Regions from separate parts of the Homo sapiens genome. Here all the other regions are linked to region 2. The links are chromatin loops, found by intact Hi-C in ENCODE. Cell type or tissue: CD4-positive, alpha-beta T cell. All regions are shown on one strand. Each heading gives the region's core, and the rest is flanking DNA. Links, peaks and the distances in the headings are about the cores only.

What was found. A loop is a pair of places that touch in the nucleus more often than their neighbours do. Peaks named below come from ENCODE experiments on the same cell type or tissue, not always from the same donor. Only the 100,000 strongest peaks of a DNase experiment are listed, where the experiment ranks them.
Region 1: it touches region 2 in a loop (4-fold over the local background); 20 of 110 quality-filtered maps call a loop at or near these places.
Region 3: a loop joins it to region 2, with 3 times the contacts of the local background. A loop is called at or near these places in 6 of 110 quality-filtered maps.

What each region holds. Positions count from the first base shown.
Region 1 is chr10:89,011,142-89,013,641 of GRCh38, forward strand. It overlaps FAS (Fas cell surface death receptor), which reads left to right. Exons shown (of 9, transcript NM_000043.6): 7 at 858-940; 8 at 2,202-2,226. Among named protein-coding and RNA genes, the nearest start is that of FAS-AS1, 19 kb to the left of the region's middle. In CD4-positive, alpha-beta T cell, for the core only: no CTCF peak of the experiment used is centred there; no DNase peak of the experiment used is centred there.
Region 2 is chr10:88,931,575-88,938,186 of GRCh38, forward strand. ACTA2 (actin alpha 2, smooth muscle) reads right to left here. Exons shown (of 9, transcript NM_001613.4): 8 at 6,487-6,612; 9 at 3,500-3,792. The coding sequence ends at 3,649. ACTA2-AS1 (ACTA2 antisense RNA 1) reads left to right here and starts at 1,110. Exons shown (of 5, transcript NR_125373.1): 1 at 1,110-1,385; 2 at 2,067-2,312; 3 at 3,324-3,999. RefSeq lists an enhancer at 701-800. In CD4-positive, alpha-beta T cell, for the core only: CTCF peaks have their summits at 3,503, 3,740 and 3,939 (motif pointing right); DNase peaks (open chromatin) are centred at 3,437 and 3,977.
Region 3 is chr10:89,562,600-89,565,099 of GRCh38, forward strand. No RefSeq gene overlaps it. Among named protein-coding and RNA genes, the nearest start is that of SLC16A12, 28 kb to the left of the region's middle. In CD4-positive, alpha-beta T cell, for the core only: CTCF peaks have their summits at 1,429 (motif pointing left) and 1,629; a DNase peak (open chromatin) is centred at 1,462.

The sequences.
Region 1 (2,500 bases), core at 1-2,500, 77 kb after region 2:
AAGAAGCAAAGGCATTCCCAGGAAACACATTGCAGGGAACACTTTAAAAACTTGTACTTCACTGCCTCCTCTTCCTCGGCCTAATTGCTTGTTTTTAATTATTTCTCCTTCTTAACTTAAAATACTATGGGGACACATGTTATACAAAGGTGACTTAGTAGAGTCAGTAGAAAAGCCAAAATTAGATATTATCATAATTAGTCTAGAAAAATCCCTTTAAGTCATTCATCAACTACAGGGTCACACCAACTTTCAGTAACTTAGAAGTATTCAATTTTCCCTTCTCAGAACAATTATCTGTTTCTTCAGTTCAGTTGAAGAAGAAAGTTTGCCTTGCCTTTAGCGGTTGTTTAGCTGAAAATACATTTGGGATATTTAAGCACTGTAATTGTGCTCAGAGACATACAGATTCTTCTATCTCACATTGACTTTAATGCATACACCTATTGAGTATGTATGCTTGAGTTATTTGTGTGTGTATTTCATTTCTGGGCATCCATAGCAAGTTGATGTTGACTTGCTTGTCCTACGGCTTCTGCATCCTGCCATAGTCTTGCCGTCCACATCTTTGCTGGACAGAGAGTGGTGCTTGCCATATGGTAAGTCAAAAGCCATCTCCTTGCTAGGCCAGCCTGTGGTAATTAGATGACTAATTAAGATATGTCCTTTCACTAGAACACTTGACTTAGTAGTACGAAAGTTCCAAAATCAGCGGTCTCCTGCGATGTTTGGCCACTTTTAAGTTTCACTGAATTTCTCCTTTTTCCTTCTTATATTTCTCTTAGTGTGAAAGTATGTTCTCACATGCATTCTACAAGGCTGAGACCTGAGTTGATAAAATTTCTTTGTTCTTTCAGTGAAGAGAAAGGAAGTACAGAAAACATGCAGAAAGCACAGAAAGGAAAACCAAGGTTCTCATGAATCTCCAACTTTAAATCCTGTAGGTATTGAAATAGGTATCAGCTTTCCTTGAAAAGAAAAATAGAGAAATTAGTGATTTGGCTTTTTGTTACTTCCTTTTACTTTTTTGTTTCTTGTTTGTTTCATTTTGTTTGAGATGGAGTCTTGCTCCATAGCCCAGGCTGGAGTGCAGGGGTGCAATCATGGCTCACTGCAGCCTCAAAGTCCTGGGCTCAAGTGATCCTCCTGCCTCAACTGTGACCCTGGGACTACAGGCATGCACCACCATGCCAGGTTAATTTTTTATTTTTATTTTTTATAGAGACAGGGTTCACTTTGTTGCCCAGGCTGGTCTCAAACTTTTGACCTCAAGCAATCCTTCTGCCTCAGCCTCCCAAAGTTCTGGGATTATAGGTGTGAGCCATCACATCCGGCCTGTTACTTTCTTTATTTAAACATTGCTTGTGTTTGTGGGTGCATAGGTTAAAGGGGCCTCACAGATGAATTATGATATGGTACCCAAATTAAAAGTAAACTTGTACACAAAAACCGTAAGAATCAACAAAGGAGGGAATTGAGAGTGTGCTGAAAATGAGCTGAAAAAAGAACTTGGCCAACCTCCATGTTCCGTGTTGTTGTTATCCCTGCAGAGAAACAGCCTTTACCAGGCATGGGTTCAGTATCCAAGCCTGAGCAAAGAGATTGCTCTTAAAGTTTGTCATAAGGGCACAGCTTAACTTTCTCTGGCTGCCGGTTGACCTTATGTCTCACCATATCTTTTCCCAACATGGTATCAATATATTTCAGATAGCAAGAAATACACCGAGAAAAGAAACCAGTTGCACTTAATGGAATTATTTTCTTATTTGGGGCCAGGGCTCAGTGGGAGTTAGGATTCTTTAAATTAATATGGTAAAAAAAATTTCAATTTGAGCCATTTTCTGGTATTAAGAATAAGAATAGTTACAGGGAAGAAAATTTTAGAGTAGTTATATTTATTATTTATTTTAATAAGTCTATATGAAAAATAACCTCAACCTATTTTATGAATTCTTTAGGTTTCTTGCCTTTAAAAACTAAGACAATATTGCTTAGTTTCTGGCAAGGCCGGAACCTTTCAGAATAAAAATTGAATGGTAAAAGTAACCTTCTTAATCACTTAATCTAGCTTCCTAATTTTATACATCAAGCAACTGATTGTACTTCTTTCTGAATTAAGGAAAAATTAGAAGTTCACATTTAGAATATTCTAAAGATATATTTTTATTTGTCTTTCTCTGCTTCCATTTTTTGCTTTCTAGGAAACAGTGGCAATAAATTTATCTGGTAAGGCTTTTATCATTTTATTTCATAGAGATGGCATCCTTTAGAGTAATAGGCCAATTTCAGAGTAAAATAATGTTACTAATTTCAGTGACATATTATGGGATCTTGTTATTTCTCATACAATTCTACCTGCTCAGCATAAAGCATTTATCAGGCAGTTTGTTTAAATTTATAATGAATACTCATAGTTAAAAATAATCAAGTAACAATAAGACACAATAGTCTGAGGCTTAAGAAACTTTTCCTTCATAATCAGCTAGATGTATTACAGAAC
Region 2 (6,612 bases), core at 2,434-4,933:
TATAATTCTTCTTTTGAACCCCTGACAATGTACCCAACTGCTTATTTAGTGCCCATCTTCCTCACTTGGCTGCAGGTTCCATCCAGGCAGAACCTTGCCTAGTTCTATTTCCTTGACACTGCTCTCTGTCCTAGCTCATAGTGCTCTTCAGACATTACTTAAGTTGACTCTGCTCTCCCAGGAATAAACATTACTTCATACTCTGAAAAGGAAGAACCCTATCTCAGGCTGCCCCATTTTCTCTCCCTCTCTCTTTTTTTTTTTTTTTTTTGGCTGTCTCTTTCTGAATAAACTGAGCTGCGCTGCAGCAATGGCTTCTGGTTGCCTGCAAGTGTGTGTTGGTCCAGACAGCCTCCTCCCTAACTACAGTCAGACGTTCTTCTCCAAGCTGTTCTGTTAGAAATTCTTCTAAAGAGAATTTCCTAGCTACACAAATGATACCACATTAACAACAGAGGATTATTATTATTATTATTATTATTATTATTTTGAGGCGGAGTTCCACTCCTTTTTGCCCAGATTGGAGTACAATGATGCGATCTTGGCTCACTGCAACCCCTGTCCCTGGGTTTCAAGCAATTCTCCTGCCTCAGATGCCTGAGTAGCTGGGATTACAGGTGCGTGCCACCACGCTTGGCTAATTATGTATTTTTAGTAGAGATGGGGTTTCACCATGTTGGCCAGGCTGGTCTTGAACTCCTGACCTCAGGTGATCTGTCTGCCTCGGCCTCCCAAGACAACAGAGGATTATTTTTAAGTAAATAATGCCTCTTCCCACACATCTGCTCACAGTAATGGCAGCATGATGTGAATTAATGTCATTAGAAACCCATGCTGTCCTCCAGAGTTGCAAAAGCCTGTCATAGGAAAATTTTATAGTCATAGAAGGATGTTCCCCTCCTTTGAGAGTCTGGTTTGCTATTGTTAGAGGAGAGAAGAGGATTCAGAAGGCTGCCAAACCTGTATGTTGCTGGTTTTGTCTCCTCTGGAGATTGGTGTGACGCTCATGAAGGGGACTCAGCCACCTGTGCAAAGCCCAGCCCTTTATTAAGTCACTGGGCATCTCATGGAGTCAGGGGATGAATTACTGATAGATGACTGGGAGGAGGGTGCTTAGGCACTGCAGTTGAGTGGCTCACAAGGAGCTAAAATTTCACTAATGCGTATTCAGTGGGTGGTTCTGGTTTGCCTGATTTTTGCCTCTGGGCATGGCTGTTTCAGCCTGAGAGGCTGTTCCAAGAATGTTGCTTTACTAGGAGCTCATGCCGCCTGGTGGTAAATATGAAGTACAGCAGTGCAACAGACCAGTTTTACTCCAAGGAAACCCTGTAGAGATGACAGCAATGGTTGGTGATTTCTGCCTCAATTATGAAAGTGATCTGGTGGCAAGTATCTGCACACTAATCCTTAAGTTTAAATCTAGTGGCTATGAGGTGCCCCTGCATGGCAAGCATGAATTTGCAGCTGGAAGATTTCCCTCGATCATATTCCAGTGGTTCTTAAATTTTGATGTACATAAGAATCACCAGGGAAATCTGATTGAAGTTCAGGTTTCCAGCTTCAGCTCCAGAGATTCTAGCTCAGCGGGTGTTAGATGTGACCCAGGGCTCTACCCATTTAAAATGAGCTTCCGATGAGGTTGGTCCGTGTAGCCTATTCTTTGGGAAATGCTGGCCTAATGGCTAAAAACATGAATTGGAAACCAAGCACAAGAAGGAGCAAGCTGATACTTCTGCCAGCAGCATGACATTGGGCTGCTGCTAGCCTCAGTTACTCTTCTGTAAAAAGGCAGTAATGGCCAGGTGCTGTGCCTCACGCATGTAATCCCAGCACTTTAGGAGGCCAAAAAGTGGGAGGATCGTTTGAGCCCAGGAGTTCAAGACCAGCCTGGGCAACATGGCAAGATCCCATCTCTATTTTTTTTTAAAGTCAGGCAAAATTCACAGGGCTGTTGCAGGAGAAAATGGGATCCTAATATAAAGAGCTTGATTCAGGCTCTGGTCATGGCAGGCACCAGTACATCCCAGCTCTTATTATTTGTGGTATTAATCCTAATTATCTGCAAGTTACAGGGCCAGAGAAGACTAGGGGAGTTCGGGTTTTCTAGACCAAACAGACACTCAGTCCTGGGCCTGGAGGTCTCTGCAGTGAGGTGCTGCCACAGACAGAGCCACCTTAACTCCTCAGGACAACCAGTGGCTTCCGACACACACTATGCACTGGAGGGCAAGCAGCTCTCAGCTTGGGAGCAACTGAGGATGGTGAACAGCCTGGGCAAGGAGTGCTCTGAGGCTAAGACCCTGAACAGCAGGGTCAGTATTTTTTTATATCTTTGTGCCTTTCAGGCCAAATGGAAGTTGGTAGCTCTCCTATCCCATTGCATTTCTAGAGCAATCTCTGTCTCCTCAATTATAAAGTGCGCTGATAATACTTCCCCAGATAGTTGTGAAGAACAGCTGAGAGATGATATGTGTAAAACCCTTACCTGATGATTGATGCTAATGGTCCTTGGAAAGTATTGTTCTCTCTCTCATTCCTTCTGGCGTGAATATATCCATAGTATCCTTTTCAAAGACAGATAGATCAAGAGAAGGGAAACAGATGGTCCAGATGTGTAGTGAGATTTTAAGGCAGTGTTTCTCAATGTTTTTTAAAAAATCCATGTTTCCCTCAATAAACATAAAAGTCAGACCACCTGTTTCTATATGTATATATGTATGTGTATATATATGTATATAAGTTTAATACATAGTATATGCATTAAAAGTCATATCTTGTATATTAAAAGTCACACACATATATATGTATATATGTATGGGAAATGTATCTATATGTGTGTGTGTGACTTTTAATATACAAGATATGACTTTTAAGATATATAGGCACAGCGGCTTATGCCTATAATTCCAGCATTTTGGAAAGTCAAGAGGAGAGAATTGCTTGAGCCTAGAAGTTCAAGGCTGCATCAAGGCTGCAATGAGCTATTATTACATCATTGCACTCCAGCCTGGGTGACAGAGTGAGACCTTATCTCTAATACACACACACACACACACACACACATATATATATATACACACATACATATATATATGTACACACACACATACATATATATGTGTGTATATGTGTATATATACGTGTGTGTGTGTGTGTAATTATTTTCTTTTCACCCATCAGGTTACCAGTACTGGGGTTATGAGTGTAAAGTAATATAATCACTTTGCAAGTTGTGAGGTACTGTAGATTATCCCATTGATACACTTTAATCCATGTTATTTTTTAAAATCTCCAATGTATTCTCAAATTATTCCTCTTTACAGAACCGAAGTGCAGCTCCCCACTTCAGGTAATGTGATTCTACCCTTTGCCTGAGAAACATATCCATCCTAATTGCCATGTGCTCAGCTGGACCACTAGAGGGAGCCATCCTGTAACGGGTGAGGTCAACCTAACAAATGGTATCAGTCGAGTATTGATCGGAGGCCAACGCAAGAAGTTACCAGTAGCCTATTTCAGATTTATTAAAAAACACATAGGTAACGAGTCAGAGCTTTGGCTAGGAATGATTTGGAAAAGAACTGAAGGCATAATTCCACAGGACATTCACAGTTGTGTGCTAGAGACAGAGAGGAGCAGGAAAGTGTTTTAGAAGCATTTGCGGTGGACAATGGAAGGCCCGGCTTCATCGTATTCCTGTTTGCTGATCCACATCTGCTGGAAGGTGGACAGAGAGGCCAGGATGGAGCCACCGATCCAGACAGAGTATTTGCGCTCCGGAGGGGCAATGATCTGTCAGTCAAGATGAAAAAGAATGGTCATTAATGTCATCATTAGTGCAGTCGTTAGTGCGGTAGGACAGAGCCTGGATGTTCTACCATGGCCTAGTTTCTTGTTCAGCAGGGACACAGGCTTGTCTGTTAGATGCCAATTGTGTCCTAATTGTGTCATGTTCTTGGCAGGACCGCCAGAGGGAGCCATGGATTTAGAAATTCTTCAGTAAGCACATTCGTTTTTCTCACCTGTAACTCTTCGACCACATTATTGAGCAAACTGAAAGTTGGCTCCAAATCCAGCCATGGCCCCCACTTAAGAACCCTGGCAATGCCTCTGATTTCCATGAACTCTGCCTCAGAATTCAACACGATACACTTTCTGTAGAAACAAACCCTAGCCTATTCAAAGGAGAAGTTTTAATTGTGCTAGGACTTAGTATACAAATGTGTTTCCACGTGGTGAAGTGAACTACCACTTTTCACCCAGATGCTCTGTTTAACATTGGGGAACTCAGGGTCCCCTGCTGGGGACATTCCCTTGCAATAGGTGCCTCTTAAGCTGCACTGGTTGGCCTTTCCCAGTGCACAGGCCTAACCTGCAAGGCATGCTCATGTTTCTTAAATAAATGAATGGTTTAGGCACAGAGAACAGTGAAAACTGGCTAACCAGTTTAATCTTTATCTTCTGAGCATTTACTTCTTAATACAAAGTACTGATATTTACTGAGCATGTAATTATATGCCAGGCACTATGCTAAGCATTTTACATGTATTATCTCATTTGATTCTCATAAACATCTTGAAGAATAAGTCTTAAATTACTCCCATATTACATATGAGGAAACAGAGGCTGAGAAAGTTTAAGTAACTGGCCCAGGTAACACCGGTTATATCAGTGTCAGATCTGATATTCAAACCTGGGTTCTCCCAGGTGGTTTTATGTTTTGGTTTGGTTTTAAAAATAACCTTTTTATTTTGGAACAATTTTAGATTTTCAGAAAAGTTGTAAAGAATTTAGTATAGTTTGGATATCTCCTCCAAATCTCATGTTGAGATGTAATCCCCCGTGTTGGAGGTGGGGCCTGGTAGGAGGTGTTTGGATCACGTGGGTGGATCTCTCATGAATGGCTTAGGACATCTCCTTGGTGATAAGTGAGCTCTTCTTCCGAGTTCACATGAAATCTGGTTATTTCAAAGTGTGTGGCACCCTCCCCCCACCCCTGCCCTCTCTGTTGCCCCTGCTTTTGCCATGTGAGGTGTCTGCCCCTGCTTCGCCTTCCACCATGATTCGAAGCTTTCTGAGACTGAGGCCTCCCCAGAAGCTGATGCTAGAGCTATGCTTCCTGTACAGCCTGCTGAACTGTGAGCCAGTTAAACCTCTTTTCTTTACAAATTACCCAAGTCTTAGGTATTTCTTTATAGCAACGCAAGAACAGCCTATGACAAATTCTATGGGAGTTCCCATAGGTCTCTCATCCAGTTTCATTTTTGCCAAATGTTATCATCTTATTGTCCTAGGTTTTTCTTGGTTCTCTATACTATCTCATTACATCGGGGCCCAGAGTTTCACATTAATTTCTATTCAAGAAACCAAGTTTAGAGAACTAGGAACTGCCCAACTCTAGCAATAGCCTCTTTCTGTTATCGACCCTCATGAGATCAACTCAGTAGTGAGCCCAGCTACTGGCTTCATTCACCTCCCTCTTGTGTGGAAGTAAGGGGGGTAAGAGCTGATCAGAATGGCATCCAAGAAACACAAACGCTGTTGGAAAACAGTCTCTCTTCTCTCATGCTGAAGTCTTTTAGGGCAGGACTAGCCAGAGCCTATCATGGAGAGAGAAAGTGTGCATGTTTCAGTCTAGCACACTCTCTAGTGTTAGCTGCATACTCCTTCTAAAAACAGAAGGGAGTGCAAAGAGGAGATAATTTGTTTAAATACCCACGTGTGTGAACTGCACTAGAATTGCCCCTCTACTTCCTGTGACATGGGTCAGAGGGTCCCAAGTGTGGCCTTCTGACTTCAGAGAGTGATAATAACCTTTGAGAAGTGACCCAGCCACAGGTTAAGTTTGCCTCCAAAGAATTATCTCCATTTAATCCCCGAGTTCCCTTCACTAGGGCTCAACATTCACACCACATACAGGGGTCCTGGGTGGCTCAGGGACTGAGCTTGGTCATCCTAGAGTCATTCTGTGCTTTTGAGCACCTGTACCAAAAGATGTGCTAGACAGAGGAATGAGGATAAAATTTGAATTCTTGGCCACAGGATTGAGGTTAGTAGTGGAGGAAGAGTATAAGCTCCTCCTAAATCTACAGTGTTTGAAGTTCTTCAGAAATAAGTCTAGGTCATCAGTATTTTTAAAAAATGTGTTACATGCATGATGCACTATTTTTGTGTCGAGAAAAACAACAAAATGCATATTTTAAAGAGAGATGAGCATGTGGGGAGCTCTGTTGACTTTGACTGCAGCTACTGAAAGTAGCTGACAGACAAGGATAAATAGAGATCAAATTTTATATAAAGTAACTCAATTTTTCTTATGAACTAGATTGACTTACATCCTGTAAAATATGAGATTTGTGTCCATTACCTACCCCTAAAACCCACAATTGCATGTCACCAAAATACAGTCTCTGAAGAGTTCTTATCTGTGGTTATAGGGCTGACACTGCTGGCGGCATTGCCACTGGGTCTGTCACTGAACAGTACCTTGATCTTCATGGTGCTGGGTGCTAGGGCCGTGATCTCCTTCTGCATTCGGTCGGCAATGCCAGGGTACATAGTGGTGCCCCCTGATAGGACATTGTTAGCATAGAGGTCCTTCCTGATGTCAAT
Region 3 (2,500 bases), core at 1-2,500, 630 kb after region 2:
GTCATTTGTCTCAGGTAAGCAGAGGACTTACTTACAGTTCTATCCTTTGTGAAGATAAGCTTTTGTGTTCTAGCCTTCACACCTGGGAAGATAAGCTATCAATTTACATTGTCAGGGTAACATTCAACAGAACCATTTTAGGATAAATGGGGGCCCATAAGGAATTTCCTAGTGGGCCAATTGTGAGGGAGGTGTGTAGCTTTTTAAAAATCTTTGAAGCTATCTTATTTAGGAATAAAATGGGAGGCAGTTTTGCCTGACACAGTTACCAGCTTGACTTTTCCCTTTGGCTAAGTGATTTTGGAGTTCCAAGATTTATTTTCATTTTAACAGTTCATAAGATCACCAAAAATGTTTTATTTAACATCAGAACGAAGATAGTGAATAAGAGTACAGAGTTAGAAGAAAGAATTCCACACATCCCTAAATTTGGACAGTTCTCAAAAGGTTTTAACTACTCATGATTCTCTGCAAGACCACTTGGTTACAGCATTCCTATTAGGGAGCTTTGAGCAGAGGACGGTCTTTCCTTCAAGGCCTCACCACCCTAAATCCTATGCCTTAAGACCATCAAAGGGTTGGAATGTGCAATTTTACCTTGTCTGTTATTGAGAACTTGTCTATCTGGGTAATATTAATAATACTTAATATTTTATGGAATATATACATTTGCCATATATTGTTCTATTTATTTTCCTTGCGGTCACCATTTAGTTTGCGTAACGACCCAGTGAGGTGAACATAACATTATCTCATTTCACAAGTAAGGAACCAAGGTCCAGAAAGATTACTGTGTTACTAGGTATCAGTTTGTAATCCAGAAGACAGTTTGACTACTGTGTCATGCTGTCTCTTAATGACAACAGCTAGCTCCAGGGCCTCCAGAAATCGTTCCACAGGTTGTTCATTGGGCAAGTTTGCCACCCAAGAGTGTGTGTGTGGACACACATCTAATCCCCACTCAGCTTGCCAAACTGCCAGCCTACAGGGCTGCATCTGCCTGGTCTTTACCTAATTAGCCCAAAAGTGCTGCAAGCCAGGTACTGAATTGACAACTTTGTGTGCATTATAACATTTCATCCAGGTGTCCCCATGTCTCCACCATCTTGCTTTCAAGGTCCCAGTACTTCCTACACAATGCAAAGAAATCTGTATTGCTTATATTTTGAGAAATTTACATCATTTGAATTATTTGTAAACCTCATTATGAATACCACCTCTTTGGTTTTATCTGTCAAAGAATGCCTACAGATGCTAATTTATTGGGCAACTTTAAAAATTGCCCAATTTTTAAATTTTTAAAAGTTTTAAATTTTTAATTTTCAAATTTAAATTTAAAATTAAAAATTTTTAATTTTCAAATTGAACTGATATAATTTCATAGTTTAGTTTGGTTAATTTCACTAACCAGTATGGGCAATGACCAGGAAATTCCCAGGAAAGTAATGCCATCTAGCGGTAAAATCAGGGCAGATGTAATATACCTGCAATAAATGACAAAATTACAGAACAATTACTCAGACATAAAAAGAAAGGCAACACTGACACCTGCTCAATGTGGATGAACCTTAAAAACATTGTTATAAGCAAAAGAAGCCAGACACAAAAAGTTACATAACATATGATTCCATTTACATGAAACATCCAGAATAGATAAATCCACCATGACAGAAAGCAGATTGGTGCTTGCCAGGGGCTGTGTGAAGGGGGAAATGTGGAGTCAATGCTAAAGGGCATGTTTTCTTTTGGGTGACAAAAAAGTTTTGAAAGTAGATGCTTTAAATGTTCTAGATGTTGTACGAGATTGTGAATGTACTAGATGCCACTGAATTGTTTGCTTTAAGCACAATAATTCTATAGGCACATTACTTTGTAATATTCATATTTACACAAAACATATAATAAACCATATTTGTCCTGCCGTATATTAACTAAGGCAATGTTCTAGGCACTACAAAAAAAAAGACAAAGCTGTAAAAATCAGTTTCTGTTTGTAAAATATGTAACTGAATGGCGAAAAGTTGTACATTTAAATAATAGTACTAGAAGGTAGAAGGTGGTAAGTGGCACAGAGGAGATAAAAGATAATTATTCTGGTCAACTGGAGATGGATGACAACACTTCACAGACGGGGTTCAGGAAGGGTGGTCACACAGGAAAGATTCCAGGAGAAGTGGTTTCTGATCTGGAGCTTAATGGTAAACAACACACCATGTGGAGAATCTCAGCTTAAATTTAAATGCCGAGGCATCAAGCCCAACAAACACAACAGTGTGCATCTTTCTGATGCCTGTTCTAGCAGTGAGATCCAGGCACCAGGCTGCCTGAGAGGCAGCACCCACCTCGAGGGCACTAGGCAAATCCCTGCAAGTGAATTCCCACCACGTTGCTTTGAGAGCTAGGGGTAATCTGTGGAGTCTTTCCATGCAGAAGAATTCAAAATGAATTGTGCAAGTCGGCGCCTAACTCCCTACTCCTTAAGTGTAAGCTGTGCGTAGTG